Linked DNA regions of Homo sapiens: region 1 is linked to region 2. A link is a loop called in an ENCODE intact Hi-C map of the cell type or tissue named here. Cell type or tissue: PC-9. All regions are shown on one strand.

What was found. Peaks named below come from ENCODE experiments on the same cell type or tissue, not always from the same donor. Only the 100,000 strongest peaks of a DNase experiment are listed, where the experiment ranks them.
Region 1: it touches region 2 in a loop (5-fold over the local background); 2 of 110 quality-filtered maps call a loop at or near these places.

The regions. Positions count from the first base shown.
Region 1 is chr6:125,197,824-125,205,823 of GRCh38, forward strand. The region is part of intron 1 of TPD52L1 (TPD52 like 1); the gene reads left to right. Among named protein-coding and RNA genes, the nearest start is that of TPD52L1, 48 kb to the left of the region's middle. In PC-9, no CTCF peak of the experiment used is centred here; DNase peaks (open chromatin) are centred at 138, 4,228, 4,568 and 5,798; H3K4me3 peaks cover 2,863 bases; H3K27ac peaks cover 5,039 bases.
Region 2 is chr6:124,879,580-124,887,579 of GRCh38, forward strand. No RefSeq gene overlaps it. Among named protein-coding and RNA genes, the nearest start is that of RNF217, 79 kb to the right of the region's middle. In PC-9, no CTCF peak of the experiment used is centred here; DNase peaks (open chromatin) are centred at 2,752 and 3,662; H3K4me3 peaks cover 1,280 bases; H3K27ac peaks cover 1,616 bases.

The DNA of each region.
Region 1 (8,000 bases), 320 kb after region 2:
GGAAGAGGGAGGCAGGGGATGTTACAACAGGGTGTGATTAATAGCAGCTCACTGCTGGAGTTCACTCAGGAAAGGCTGGGTAAATGCTGCAGCTCAAGGTCAGTGTGAGGCAGGCCAAGGGATCGGTTAGCCCTGGAACTTCTGAGTGAGTCCTTGGCTCCAGTTAAATAAGAAGCAGCCAAGATCTGGGAAGGTCAACACAGTCAAAGCCCTACCAGGAACTAGGATTATACCCTGGGCTTCAAGCCAAGACCAGGGCACTCTGGCTGATCTGAGTGTGATCTTGAACTCTGCTTTGCCCTCTGAGAGAAGGAGCCGAAGCTCTGTCTACCTTCAGGGACAGAGGTCTGGAGTTAGTTTCCTGATTACAGCAGGAACAACCCAAGAGGCCATCAGATACTGGGAGGTTCTTACAGTGCTCTAAACCCTTTCAGGCAATTTGAGTCTTCTGTGTCTATTGTCTTCACAGGCATCTTGTATAGTGTTGGAAACCTATAGTGATAAGTGATTTTCAGCTACTTACTAGAGATGGGAGAATTTCAAAGTCCTTTCCTTCATTGTCCATCTTTACTCATTTGGGTAGAGTTATACCCAGTTCTATCCCTGCATACATACTTGCATGCATGGGGTAAGAGAGATCTATTTACAAACACGTGACCACAAACACATGACCAGCTTCCAAAGCTGAGAATGCCAAGGACACATGGAAGTTATTGGTCACCTGAGTATAGAAAAAGCAGGGAAACCCAGCTCAACCACTTTCTGTCTATGAACGTCAATTTTCCTCTTTATAAATTAGGGATGTGTATAAAATAATGTGCATAAAATCTTTGGCACAGTGCCTAACACATTGTGAACACAAGTGTCAGCCAAAATTATGAGCATGCAGCTGTCTCTGTGTCTGTTGAGCAGAGCTTCCTCAATGTGTTGTCAATGGCTCAATTTTGGAAACGGGCAATGTCTCGAGACAGTGCTGATTGCCACAACTTACGGGATGAGTACTACTCGTATCTAGTTGGCAGAGGCCAGATATACTGCTGAGCATCCTGCAGTGAACACACAGTTCCCTACAATCACAACAATGAGTTCCCCTACCTGAAATTCCATAGTGCTGAGGCTGAGAAATCCGGCGAAATGGTCATAGCAAGATGAGATGAGTTTAGCTGATTTCCTTCATCCTTAGGAATAAGAACATGTTAACATATTAACATTATTGACCTCTACCAGCACTTAAAGGACAAAAAGCCTATCAAATCTAAACCTTGCTATGAAACAAAATCTGATTCTTGTGAGAGAAAAGTCTTCCTTGATTCTCAAGAGAAAGTAAAAGGTTTTTGTGGTTTTGACTTAAATAATTCTAATGACTCGATTTGTTTATTGGACAATAGATTGAAGGAGCTAAGCTGGATTTTGTTGATTTTAATTTTTACCAGTAATGTAGTATAAAAAATGTTTTGCTAGACTTGTATGATTTACTAAATAATTATTGATATTTGCATATCATGTAGGATCAAGAAAAAGTCACATGTTAAATTCTGTGTACAGAGATAATTATTTTCAGTCAAATGAAAGTAAAAGAGGCCAGGCGCAGTGGCTCACGCCTGTAATCCCAACACTTTGGGAGGCTGCGGCGGGCAGAATCACCTGAGGTCAGGAGTTCAAGACCAGCCTGACCAACATGGTAAAACCTCATCTCTACTAAAAATACAAAATTAGCCAGGCGTGGTGCTACATGCCTGTAATCCCAGCTACTTGGGAGGCTGAGGCTGGAGAATCACTTGAACCTGGGAGGCGGAGGTTGCAGTGAGCCAAGATTGCACCATTGCACTCCAGCCTGGGCAACAAAAGCAAAACCCCATCTCAAAAAAAATCAAAATAAAAGTAAAGGAGATATTAAGTTTAGCTTGCCTGCAATATACAAATTAAATGTGCTAGAATTGAGCACTTATAGCACAAATTATAGGAAATAAGATAGTGAAAAATTAAAAATTACTTAGGTCATAAAAATGCAGAAAATACATAAAGATGCTTTGGAGCCATAGAGCACCTGTTAAAGCTTGACTTTCATTGTATTTCCATGTTGTTCCATTACATTAGGGGAAGCCTCCTTAGTGGCTCATCACCTCATTGCCTAGACTGGGTAAGCAGGGACACAGGGTCATTGCTACCTTTCACAGGTGCTTTACTGTGCTAAACTTCTGAAAAGCCACCTTTTAAAAAGGGAACATGCATTTTCAAAGCCACTGATTATTAAACCCCTCTTTCAGTCATCTTATTTGCAGACTTTCATTTTTGAGCTTTGTTTGCCATCTGGGAAGGATTTTGAAAGAGAACATAGGCCTCTTCCTGCTTTTATGTTCAGCATGCCATGAATTGCATTAATGAATTCTTAAGATCGTTTGATCTATTTAAAAAAATAGCTCTAGATTCAGTCAGTTGTTAAAAAAATGTGTTCAAGATTGTCTATAATTGCACTAGCCACAAACAGATTTTCGTAGGTATTTTCTTTGTAAAGAATCTATTTGAAATATTGGAAATGTTTTCAGGAACTAGAGACAAAAGATATACATGGTTTTTTGAATAATTTAGCATGTCCTAATTTTTAAATGTCCCTCAGTAGTCATTTATCTGCAGAGCAAGTAAATACAAATTTTAAAAAAATTAACAGTTATATACGTGCTTATTGTAAACAGTCAAGTAATACAGAGGAATATAAAACAGAGTGAATCATCTTCTCCCTGTCCAACCTCACCCTTTTGCAGCAGCCAACATTAACAATTTGGTACATATCCTTTCTCAACTTTCTCAATGCTCATACAAATGCATGGATGTTCATGTTCACATAAAAATGGTGTTTTATTCCTCCCCCAAATGGTGCAGATGCAAATATGATGCAGTAACTTGATTTTTGCATTCAACAATATACAATGAAAATTCCTCCTAGTCAATACATGTCAATCCAATTCATTATTTTGTCAACCTAAGGTAGTCATAAGGGTCAGAATCCAATTTAAGGAGAGGTTATTTAAGTGCATATTGTGAGGGTGGCCAACTCAAACATGCCAACTCCAAAGGAATGGAGTCAGCGTTCTAAAGTAGGGAAATTAAGGTTTCATTTATGTAGTCAGGGACAGGGAAGTTTTTAGCATATTTCATTTTTCAGACAGGGTTGGCACATTGTTACAGCAATTTGATTGGTTTATAGGCAGCGTTTCTTTTTGGAAAAGTTACATTTAACATTCATTACAGAGGGCATAGTAGTCATGGGTTTTCTGTCATGTGGTCTTAGCAAAGCAAGGTACCAAAGAGGAAGTCAATCTATAGCAAGGGTCATTAAGAAGGCAGGAGATTTTTGTCCTGGACATTTAATTATCTCTAGCCATTGTAGAGAACGAGAAAAATAAGAAAGTGAGTTAATGTATAATCTGAGAAACAGAAATTATAACCATATGTGACTCAGATCACAGTCACATCTTTCTCAAGACTTAAAGTGCTTTGGGGGTCGCAACAACTTTTGCATTATATTTATTTTCACAAATTTTAATAACTGAAAAATAGTATACAGTGTGGGTATATTATACTTGAATACTGGTGCCCTACTGATGGACGTTTAGGTTTTTGTAGTTTTCTACCACTACCAACAATGATTTATACTCTCTCCTTAGGTTTGCACCTTTTTTTCTGTAAGATTGATTCTCAAAAGTGGGATGGCAGTGTCAAAGGCTCTCCCAATCAGGTGTCACAGTGCAAAAGCCAACAATGTGTGGTTAAAGGATCCATTTTTTCACAATCTTGCCAACACAGGCTCTTATCCCATTTTGGCTTCTTTGCAAATATCTTAGATGAAAAACAGTATCTCTGTGATTCTAATTTGTGCTTTCCCTATTGCTAGTGAGGATAAGTGTCTTTTCATATTTCATCTCACCATTGCATTTTCTTGTCTGTGACTTGAGTGAAACTTTTCTAATTCTTGCATATTTTATTCTTGCTCAACATGTCACGACTCAGAAACACATATTTCCATCTCCTTTAGCATTTATTTTGCTACTCAGATTTCAGAAGGAAAAAGGATTTTTTTCCTGGGCATTGTCAGTAGTAGCTATTTGGAATGCTAAAGATTTGATAAGAGACATTGAAGAAATGTGAATGTTACTGAACCGATTTGCTTAAAGTAAAGGGAAGACTGTCTATACGTCTGACCAATGCTTTTTGAATGTTCAGGCCCCTGAATCTGGCTGCAGTCCCAGTAGGCATGGGTCCAGGCGTGATGTGTTTGTGGTTGCATCATGGCATCGCTGTCTAACCCTCGCCTTTGCATTGAAGTTGTGCAAAGATTAGAGAACTGTAAAAATCTCAGGCCTGTCTGAGGAAGTCTTTCTTACTATCTATCCCTTTCTTTAAACATGCCTTGAAAAAAAAAGCTACATTTTGTCCTGCTTTGTGTTCATAGTGAATATCTTTCATTGTCAAGAAAATTTTTTCCTGAACTAGCTCTGAAAGATGACTCAGCACTTTATAAGATCAGTGAGCCTTTAAGGAATGACCTAAGATGGAATGTATCCTGTCCAGTGAAGCTCAAGGCATGCACAGGTCGTGTTCACCTCACTCCCTCAGGAGTTGAAGGAGATAAGAAACTGGTCCCACAGCCCTCAACTCTAGCTTGGGTGCCTCGCAGCTACTCAGCTAACCAAAGAAATGAGTGGAAAATCAGTTCTCTGGTCTATTTTTGATGGTGTGAGAAGAAGGAGGATGAGGAGGAGAAGGAGAAGAAGAAGAGATTACTTCTCATTTTAATTGAAATGAGTGACTTTTTATTAATGAGCTTGAATTCAGAATAATTTATTACCCTGGAGTTTTCTTATAATATAATAAGTGAGACTGTTTTCCTTTTTGCTTAGGGCAAAAAATGTAAGGAGGCTGAGTGTTACATTTGGAGGTTTATCTTTTTTTTTTTTTTTTGAGACGGAGCCTTGCTCTTGTCACCCAGGCTGGAGTGCAGTGGCCCAATCTCAGCTCACTGCAAACTCTGCCTCCCCGGTTCAAGCAATTCTCCTGCCTCAGCTTCCTGAGTAGCTGGGATTACAGGCACCCACCACCACACCTGGCTAATTTTTGTACTTTTAGTAGAGATGGGGTTTCACCATGTTGGCCAGGCTGGTTTCAAACTCCTGACCTCAGGTGATCCACCCACCTTGGCTTCTCAGTGGAGGTTTATCTTGTCAGGTTTGGCTTCCTTTTCCCAGTTCCATGAAATGTGAATTTGAATATGTGTTTGTGTGGTCAGGGAGAGTGTTGGGAAATGAGGGTGGGATACAGAGAGAAGGATGATTTAAAGGTTTAGATGGTCTGGTTATTTTTAGTTTTTCTATTCCCATTTCTGCAATAGTTTTTATTTTTCCTCATACACTATGGGAGTTTGTTCACAGAAGGAAGTTCCTGGAGCCTATCCATCAGGAACATTAACTATATTTTTGTTTGTTTTTTTGCATAACTATTTGTTTAGTTTTTCCTTCCCAAATTTGTGGCTGCTGTGTTCTTGTGACTTTTTGTCGGGGGTGTTTTTTTCTTGCTTGCAGTGTTACCCACAATGCATCTATTTTGTGTGTATTAAACAGTCCCTTTCAAGAGTACAAATAATGGTTTGAAATAGGAAGAGTATCCCAAATGCTTTAATCTTATATTTGAAATGTAGGAAATTGGAGGAGCTGAGGATATTTGTGACACATATTTTACATCTTCTCATTGAAAGTAGAGCTGTTGTTTGTCTGCATGGTTTTGAGTTTGGTCACTGAAATGCTAATGACACAGCAGAAACCCTTGGTGTGTGCATAAGGCCACATGACCTCAGGTCAGGAATAAAAGCTTAGGGCTGAGCAGCTCACTCTTTGGTTGAGAATCCAGTTGGCTCCCCTGGAGTGAAGTTCTACACAGACCCTGGAGGAACCACCCCATCTGTAAGGAACCTAAGTTTCTGTATTTCTGGCTTTCATTGTAGAAAACCTGATGTCTTCTATACTTGTTCCCTTGACCTACTTCTAAAACAGTTTATAAACAATTTCAATAATATTCACAGTCAAGTAGAGCTGTCTTTTACTGATATATTCTAAACAACATAAATTAAGGTGGAGCTTAGAACATATAACACAACTATGTCCTAATGACATGAGGAGACACCTTTCTCCTGCAAATAGTCCCAGATATACATCAGTTTTCAACTTGTCAGGATGGCGGATAAGATTCTGCTGTAGGTGTCTTTAATTACCAAGTGGAACTAACATTCTAGTGTTACCTGCAATGTAATGAAGAGCCTGATTCATCTTGATCTTTTTCACTGTACTTACTTATCGTTTTCCTGAGAAAGTGTGGCTTTAGCATTTGTTTTACCTGAGCATATAAAGGTATAAACTCAAGCAGAACATTGATAGAATGAAAGCTAGACCCTGGCTTAATGTAGTCCTTGAAGGAACAAGATGCATTAACAAAAATGGAGTGATGGTTCTAGTAGAGCTGGTATACTGATGCGTGCTGATTGTTACTTCTCTAGCACATGTTATTTGCTACCCTTGTTAATGGTCATTGCATTGGTTGCAAGTCTTGGTTATTTTATATTCAACACTTTAAGAAGAAATGTGCTTCCCTGGCTAGTTATCAGATTTTTTATTTTTATTTTTTTTTCGACGGAGTCTCACTCTGTCGCCCAGGCTGGAGTGCAGTGGGGCGATCTCGGCTCACTGCAAGCTCCGCCTCCTGGGTTCACGCCATTCTCCTGCCTCAGCCTCCCTAGTAGCTGGGACTACAGGCGCCCGCCGTCACGCCCGGGTAACTTTTTGTATTTTTAATAGAGACGGGGTTTCACCGTGTTAGCCAGGATGGTCTCGATCTCCTGACCTCGTGATCCGCCCACCTCGGCCTCCCAAAGTGCTGGAATTACAGGCGTGAGCCACTGCGCCAGGCCTATCAGATTTAATTTATAGGCATTTGAATAGTACAAATGTAAGGGCATGATAGCTAATTAAATTATTCCCCAAATATTTATTGAACACCTAGTGTGAACAAGGAAGCAGTGATACGAAGAATGGGGCATCTAACAATCTAGAGGAAGAAAAAGACAATGAATTGTGGAATTAAAATACAGCATAGTAAGTGCTTCAATATTAAGTCACCTAACTCTTTATTCTCCACAATGTTTAGCAAATAATCTTTTGCTGTTCATTTGGTTTTTCAAGTAGATTTTGTTCTGAGGAAGGAAAGAGAGCACAGAATTTACCTTAAGGTATTTGGTCTACTAGTCAAACCAGTCTCCCAGCAGATTTGTTAGTAGAAATTATCTCCCAAGAGGCTAATCACCATTGTGTAAACTGATGGAATACAATTTCTGGACCTAAGAAAACACAGGTGAAGCCTTGGAATATGATATGTCTCAAATATGCAGCAAACTTGGTGACCCCGACCTGAAAGGCCGGCTGATCTTATGTGGTAATGAAAGCTGGGTCTTAATGCAGGGACATTTTCTGTAGTTAGCCCAGTGAAATGATGTCCCAAGCCAGCCACTCCCACGCTTCTGAGCAGTGTCACCTTAGATGGTCCTTCCCATCACTCCAAATTTCCACAGCTTCCAGTGCCTTCAAGAGCATACTGTATAGGCACAAGCTAGGGATGGGACCAGGGAGGCCTTGGGTAAAAGCAGCCAGTTCAGGCTCTCTGAGATTCTTGTCTCTGGAGGTGAATAGGAGTCCTTGCTTAGGTCTTGGCCACAGAGATAATAATTTAGGCTTATGTATATTCCTGAAACCTTTAATTGGTTTGAGCTCCTGGAAGATTCTCCACCCTTTAGGACCATGTGGTACTTGGTTAACTGTTGGGTACCATATACTTTCTGCTATCTTTAGTATTACATTGAATTTTGGTGACTTAATAATACATGGTTAACCTGAGATTATTGTATCAATGGTATATTTTTCCTGGCAGTCAGAAGATGGCCACCTTGTACATATGGAAGA
Region 2 (8,000 bases):
AGGGGAGGCCAGGCTCCCTCATACAACCCCTGGACAGGGGCTGAATCCATGGGGCTGAGCAGCAGATAGACTATAGGCCTAGCCTCCACTGTACTTCATCAGGTAAGGCCCAGTGGCCTGGGACTCTACTGTGGCCACCCCAGCCCTGCCTCAGCTTTCTGGCCAGAAGCAGCTCTGCATTTCCCTGGGATGGATCTCCCAGACGTAGCAGTCAGGGTGCCTTTTTTTCTGCTCCACAGCCCTAACTCCTGTTACCCTCAGGCTCTAGAAGGAACGCAGTGATTAGAGACTAATATGGGTTCCCAGCACAGAGCAGCTGCCTTACAGAAAAGTGGCCAGACTGCTTTACATGCGGGTCCCCACCCCACTACTCCTCAATGGACAGGGTCTCTTGACCTGGGCCCCTCATCACAACCACCTTGCCCTAGCCTGAACATTTCAGTTGGTGGCAGCTCTGTGTTTCTCTGGGGAGGAAATCCCAGAGACAGCCCACAGTCCTCTGCCTTTGCAGCTGCGGTGACTGCCTTTATTGCCCTCAAGCTGGGGAGAGAACTAAGAGCCTGGTCATTATGCTGGCACCTCCAGCATGCCACAGCCACTGTGTGGAAAGAAACCCAGTCTTTCTTCTCTGTGAGTCCCCAGCCCCCACTTGATATGAATCATTCTACCATAAAGACAACATATGTGTGTATTCATCGCAGCACTACTCACAATAGCAAAGACATGGAATCAACCTAAATGCCCATCAACAGTAGACTGGATAAAGAAAATGTGGCATATATACACCATGGAATACTATACAGTCATAAAAGAAGAATATGATCATGTCCTTTGCAGCAACATGGATGGAGTCGGAGGCCGTTATCCTAAGGAAACTAACGCAGGAACAGAAAACCAAATACTGCATGTTCTTACTTATAAGTGGGTGCTAAACATTGAGAACCCATGGGCACTAAGAAAGGAACAAGAGACACTAGGATGTACTTGAAGGTAGAGGATGGGAGGAGGAAGAGAACTGAAAAGCTACCTATTGGGTATTATGCTTATTACCTGGATGACAAAATAATCTGTACACCAAATCCTCATGACATGCAATTTACCTGTATAACAAACCTACACATGTACATTTGAACCTAAAATAAAAGTTTACAAAAATAAATTAAATTAAATTAATGGACACAAGATGAATCATTCAATAAATATTTCTAGAAAAAAATATTTTCTGGCCTTATTCTTACAGCTTGAGCAGCCTTAATAGCTTCTAGCTTTATAGAGATAGCTTAATTTTGACTATGTGCACGTCTTGAAGCTTAGCTTCTTCATCTCTTTATTGCCTATTATTACACCAATAATATATAATAAATAATATTATTACACCAATAATATGTAATATAGCAGAGCTGAAAGAAATCCATAAGTGAAAACCAATGATGCATACCACATGGTTCATGTACTCTGAATCTTGAAGATTGCACACCAGACTCTTACCAGGAAAATCTGCTATATCTGTGACATTAGAAGACCTGAGGACTGGAGGTCAGCCATTAGAATCAGTTGCTATTATGAAAATGTCTTGAGGACAGAGACCATACCTTAGTACCTCCAATGCATGCAACATTTATGTTATTAAAGGTGAGGATAAAAGAAATGGATAGGACAGTTCATTCAGTCTTTTCTTTTTCTCCAAGAATAACAATGTTCTCTTTCATCCAAAGCTCCTGCTGAAAGCATCCAATTTATTTGTTTGCTTATTCATTCATTCATGCTTTCCTTCAATAAATATTATATGATTAGGATTCCTACCTTAGGCAGGCACTGTCCTATGGACCTGAGACAGAGAAAGAGCAAAGCAAAAAACATCCGTGCTTAGGTAACATGCCCATGTCCTCTTCCTTAGAAGTAAAGTCTCCTGAAGTGTAAGTTGAACACATTAGGACTTTAATTTCTCTGTTTTTGCTTTTGATTAATGCAAACCCTACTAGTTGATCAAAGAATTCAACTAACTTTCAAACATCTTAAATATCTCTTAGGTTAAAGGTCAAGATCCTCAGTCAAAAGAACAAGGAAGAATTATGGTCTTTAAAACTTTGAACTCTGTGATATAATCTTAAGTTATCATGTTCAAACTTTCTAAGTGACAAAAACAGCAAACTTGGGAAATAGCTATAGAAGGAGAGAACCAGATTTGGGAAATGCAAAACTGGCTGGCCTTCTTTACAAAGAAAAGCAACTTGAGAGTGAGTCACATTTGAATACCCAGTAGCCAATATAGACAAATTCATATAATATAAAAAGGCATCATTTTCTATCCCTGAACTACAATAATAATACTTCCACACAAATTTGAACTAGAGCAATTGATTAACTTGCTAATTCTTTATTCCCAGGTGACAATAAATGGCCCTTATCCTGCCCAAGGATGGAATAGGTTATAGGGTGAACATAAATGGTTGAAAGTTATTGGAGAATAGATGTGCTGCCAGATTACCATTTACAGAACTGACTCACTATGTTTCTTAGACATCCTGGGTAGGTTCCCTATTTATCACATGGGGTTCATAGAACTTGTAGGTAAAAATAGATGAACCCTCACGTAAAATTTAGTACATGGCATCTAACACTCAAACAGTAATCATATTAGTATCCAAATTGGAATTGACTTTGTGACAGATTTCAAATAGCAGAGTCCTGCAAAGCAATTGCAACATGTCTATGCATTCCTAGCAAATCTGAAAGCACATTCAAAATACTGATGCATCTGGTTTTCCCTCAGGCGACAGCTGCAGCTGCTCAAGTTTGCTGGAGAGTCTGAAGTGACAGCCCCCTCCTGGCTGGCAGCATCACTCTCATTCAGAAGAGAGATCACAGAGCCTAGATCATTTCTGCCTTTGATGTGCATCTCCTAGACGTCAGCAGGAGACTAGACGGCTTGTCAGGAATGAGATTAGAAACCTGCAAAGCAAGAACCTTTTCCTAAGATTTTTCAACTATCCCTGTTGTTACTGGACAGACTCAGGAAAGAGAGAAAAATGCATCTGAAATCTCTACCTTCTAAGGCTTTCGTTGAGAAGAAAAAAGCAAGCCCAAATGTATGAGCCTTTGTGCTGAAATCTATGTGAAAGAAAGAAAAAGATAAGAAAAGCAAAGAAAGAGAGAAAAAAGAAAAAGGAAGGAAGGAGAAAGAGAAAGAAAGAGAGAGAAAGAAAGAAAGCAAGCAAGCAAGCAAGAAAGAAAGAAAGAAAAAAGAAAAAAAAGAAAAAAAAAGAAAGAAAAGTGAGATTGTATCTTAAATGGCTCCAGGGTGGGGCAGGAGGAGTTTAAGAAAACATAAGCAGGCTACACTTTTCCCTTTTTTTTTCAGCGACTTTTTTCTACACAGGATTTCCTGATCACATCATGAGGAACTATGTAAATATGCCCTCTTTGACTCAGTGGAAATAATCATTTCCTGTCAAGTTATTTCAAGGAAGGAAAAAGACCCCCAAACAGCCAAAACCAGAAAAGTACAAATTGTCAAATGAAATTTCATAAGGGACAGTTTTCAAGTGAGTCAAGCATTATTCTGTAATTCGTTCTTAACTTGGTTGCCTTTGTTTTGTATTGTTTTGTTGGTCAAATACATTACTTACATTGCGAAATACCCTGGCATCTCATCTTGTAATCATTGCTCAAAATAAAGTTCACTTCTTGAAAGGTTTGGAATTTATACCAAGCCTGTAGTGATTTATAGTTCAAAAACACTTCCTCTTTCTCTCCATTCTCATCCTCACACTGTTTTGTTTATTGTGAAAGTGGTAGATACAGGTGTGAGTGTCCAGCTTACGACAGGAAAATTTTTCCACACTAGAACAAAACAAAATTAACCCATGGAAATAGATTGATCATTTGCCTTTTCATCTAGACAATTATCTTTCTGTCTTTCTCTCTTACTCTATCACTAACTTACAACATTTAATACTTTTATATCTGTGCTATTCAAATCTTTTGAGCAGTAGCCTGAGGGAGTCAGCCATTTCCACCTTCTTGAAGTGTACTTAGTATTTCTTTAGCATATCATTGGCAAACAGAGGTAATTTGACATTCTCTTTTCCTATTCGGATGCCTTTTATTTGTTTCTCTTGCTTGGTTGCTCTGGCTGGGATTTCCAGTACTATGTTAAATAGGAGTGGTGAAAGTGGACATCCTTGTCTTGGACATAAAGATGGAAACAATAGACACTGGGGACTCCAAAAGGGCGGAAGGAGGGAGAGGGACAAAAGTGGAAAAACTACCTACTGGGTACTATGTTCACTATTTGGGGCTCAATAGAAGCCCCAAACTCAGCAGCATGCACTTTACCCATGTAAAAAACCTGCACAAGTACCTCTTGAATCTTAAAAAAAAAAAAAAAAAAAAAATCTAGCCAGGTGTGGTGTGTGGTGGCTCACACCTGTAATCCCAGCACTTTGGGACGCTGCGGCGGGCGGATCACGAGGTCAAGAGATCAAGATCATCCTGGCCAACACGATGAAACCCTGTCTCTACTAAAAATACAAAAATTAGCTGGGCATGGTGGCGTGTGCCTATAGTCCCAGCTACTCAAGGGACTGAGGCAGGGGAATCGCTTGAACCCAGGAGGCAGGGGTTGCAGTGAGCCGAGATTGTATCACTGCACTCCAGCCTGGTGACAGAGTGAGACTCCATCTCAAAAAAAAAAAAAAAAAAAAAAAAAAAAAAATCCTTACAGCTGTTCACGGCTCCCTTAGGCAAATGGTCTCTCTCTCTTTCTCTCTCTGTCTCTCTCTCTTTTCCCATCACATCCTGGGAAGCTGTCTCTTATATTGGCACTCACCTGGATATAAATTATAGAGGCACTTACTCTTCTGTCGTCCCCTGATTTAAAATAAAAAAAGAAAAATAAACAAAGATTCAGGCTAGCTGATATTCCACAGTGTTTTTTTTTTTAAAAAAAAAAAAAGATAGCAGAGAGATTTTTAAAAAACATCTTTGAAGAATATTCATTCATAGCCTGGCTAGCAAAAATGAGAAGCTAGAGGCTGCATACTTAGTCCTTATACACATTTGCTTGACAGAAAATGTTACAACTGGTATAATATGTAGTGTACTTGTAGGCAACTAAGTTCTTACAAAGCTCCTAATTTAGAACAGCATTTCTCAGTGTTTTGTTAAACAATAGCACCCCTAGATACATTACAATAGAGAGAGAAGAGGCTCTTGTCAAGAAAATTTAAACTGCTTTATACCATGTACATACATCTCTTGGAGATTTATAACGTACATTCGGGTAGGAAAAACAATACTAGAAAAGCCACCTTAATTCTTTTTAACCACATTTTTCCCAAAGTTGACAATGAAATTCTTTTTAAACATAATTCTTACTAATATTCTACAGAACCTGTGTTTTATTAAACTCCCCTTTAGGAATCACAAATTTAGAGCATATCTAAACTGCACTAGAAGAAAAGAGTCTAATCAGATTAAAAGCATTTGGCATTCATTTCTAAGATTATAAATTATGTATATTTTTCCCAATTAATCTAATCCCCTTGGCTTGCTATAATGCTTGCTACTACTTTAAAGTAAATGATATCCAGCGGCTTTATTGTTCTTCCACACATATTCTTCCACTGAAGTAACTGAATGATTCCACCACCACAGGTGATCCAAAACATAAGGTGTATGCCTTATCAGAGAATGAGACACCAAAAACTAGCTCACTCTCGTTGAACTGTTGAAGTCAACTGTACATCAACTATTTGAAAAATGGAAAAACTAGAGCAAATTCTTTGGAGACATAAACAAACTTTGCTAGTTTGCTTACTCATCCTTAGGCCTGTCCTCATACCTCAGCCCTTTTCCAATTCACCTCACACCAATCATATAGTCATTTCTTTCTTCAGCAGGCAGTAGGTTTATAGATTAAATGATGCTTGGTATTAAAATATCTGGAGGCTGTCACCCACCCACAGAGATTATTGAGGCAGGATCCTTTACCTCAATGAGCTTAAAAACTAGAAGCAGAGAAAATGCATAAACAATGAATGGAGTAATACCCATTATGGTAGGAGTTTCTAGGAAGTTCTCTGCAAGCCCGGTGGAAAGTGGCTCAGTGCTATGAACTGAATGTTTGTGTCTCCCCAAACTTCACATGTTGATATCCTAACCCCTAGTGCAACGATATTAAGAGGTGGGGTGGGAGATAATTTAGATCATGAAGGTACAGCCCTAAAACAATGGGATTTGTGCCTTTCTAAAAGGGACTCCAGAGTACTCTCTTGCTCTCTTTCTGCCTGAGGAACCAAGGAGAAGTCAGTCTGCAGCCTGGAACAGGGCCCTCAGCAGACCCTGACTATGTGGGCACACTGATTTCAGACTTCTGGTCTCTAGAACTGGGAGGAGTAAATTTCTGTTGTTTATAAACCACCCAATCTACGATATTTTATTACAGCAACCCTAATTGACTAAGATTCTCAACCTCGGCCAGGCGCGGTGGCTCATGCCTGTAATCCCAGCACTTTGGGAGGCCGAGGCGGGTGGATCACGAGGTCAGGAGATCGAGACCATCCTGGCTAACACTGTGAAACCCCGTCTCTACTAAAAATACAAAAAAAATAGCTGGGCGTGGTAGCAGGCGCCTGTAGTCCCAGCTACTCGGGAGGCTGAGGAAGGAGAATGGCGTGAACCCGGGAGGCGGAGCTTGCAGTGAGCCGAGATGGCGCCACTGGACTCCAACCTGGGGGACAGAGCCAGACTCCGTCTCAAAAAAAAAAAAAAAAGGATTCTCAGCTTCAGCCTCAGGGAGGTCCAGAAGGTTCACAAGGAGGTGAAATTAGATGTGGATCTTGAAGAATGAGTAAGAGTCTACCAAACAGAATATAGGAAGAAGGCTCCAGACAATGCAAACTGCGTATTGCACACAGAGGTATCAAACACAATTGTGCATTTGGAGCTTTCCGCATGGTTGAAATGGAGAGTACATGTTAAAACTGGCAGGTGATGAGACTGGAAAGGTAAGCTGGGGGCAGCCGATGAGGAACATCCCTTTGCAAGTTAAGCAATTCAGACTTTCCAGGGGAGGTAAGAGCCACAGGAAACCTTTAACCAGAAAACTGACATGAGGATGCTGTCCATCTTCTTTAAATTGTTTGTAAAGGGTTTCCCTTAGTTTATCTTTTTAGAATCTTAAATCAGACTTATTGCCTCTGACTCCCGTCTTACATTCTCTAATGCACACAGCAGAAACAGAAATTTTAAAAAGTCGCTAATCCATGTCTCCAATGAGAAAACTACTCTTGATTAAAGCTCTTACATAAGAATTGCTGCTCTGTTTTACTCTTAAAGTAATATACTTCTCTCGACACTTTTTGTTTTTTGTGGGAGTTACTAGTAAGGTACAGCTTCATCTACTAAAATTTTACTTTAATACCCCGAACCTTGTTGCTAGCAGTAGGGGCTGGAACTCCTCATATCCTTCTATGACAAAACAGCCTTGGTGACATTAGAAAGACACAAAATCTACCCTGGCATAAGGTACCTCCAATAGGTTTAAGCCAAAATATAAACCAATTTTGTGACACAGAAACCTAAAGAGGCTAGTACCTTGGAAACTCTTTTTCTATTTTTTCAGGCCAAGGCTGAACTTTTAGAATATTACATAGTTCTAGGGCAAACAGATTCTAGTCTGCAAAATTGCTGGTGGGTCCAAAAAAACCAGACAGGTTTAAGCTTGTTGTTGTAAGAAAAACATGTTACACAGTCCCTAAATACAGCCTAAAGCCTGTGGAAATAATATGGGAGTGCTGGGAAGGGAAGAGCGTGGTCCCTTTAAATAATACGGAAGTGGGGAAGGGAAGTGCTGGCTAGAGGAGGGCATGGTCCCTGGGTAGGGCTCCACCCCCATGGACCTAAGTAAGGATGGGCACTCCTGCCTTCGCGCCCAAATGTTGCATTTCCCAAGACCATCCTGGCCTGCCACACCCCCATCCTGTGCCCCTAAACGC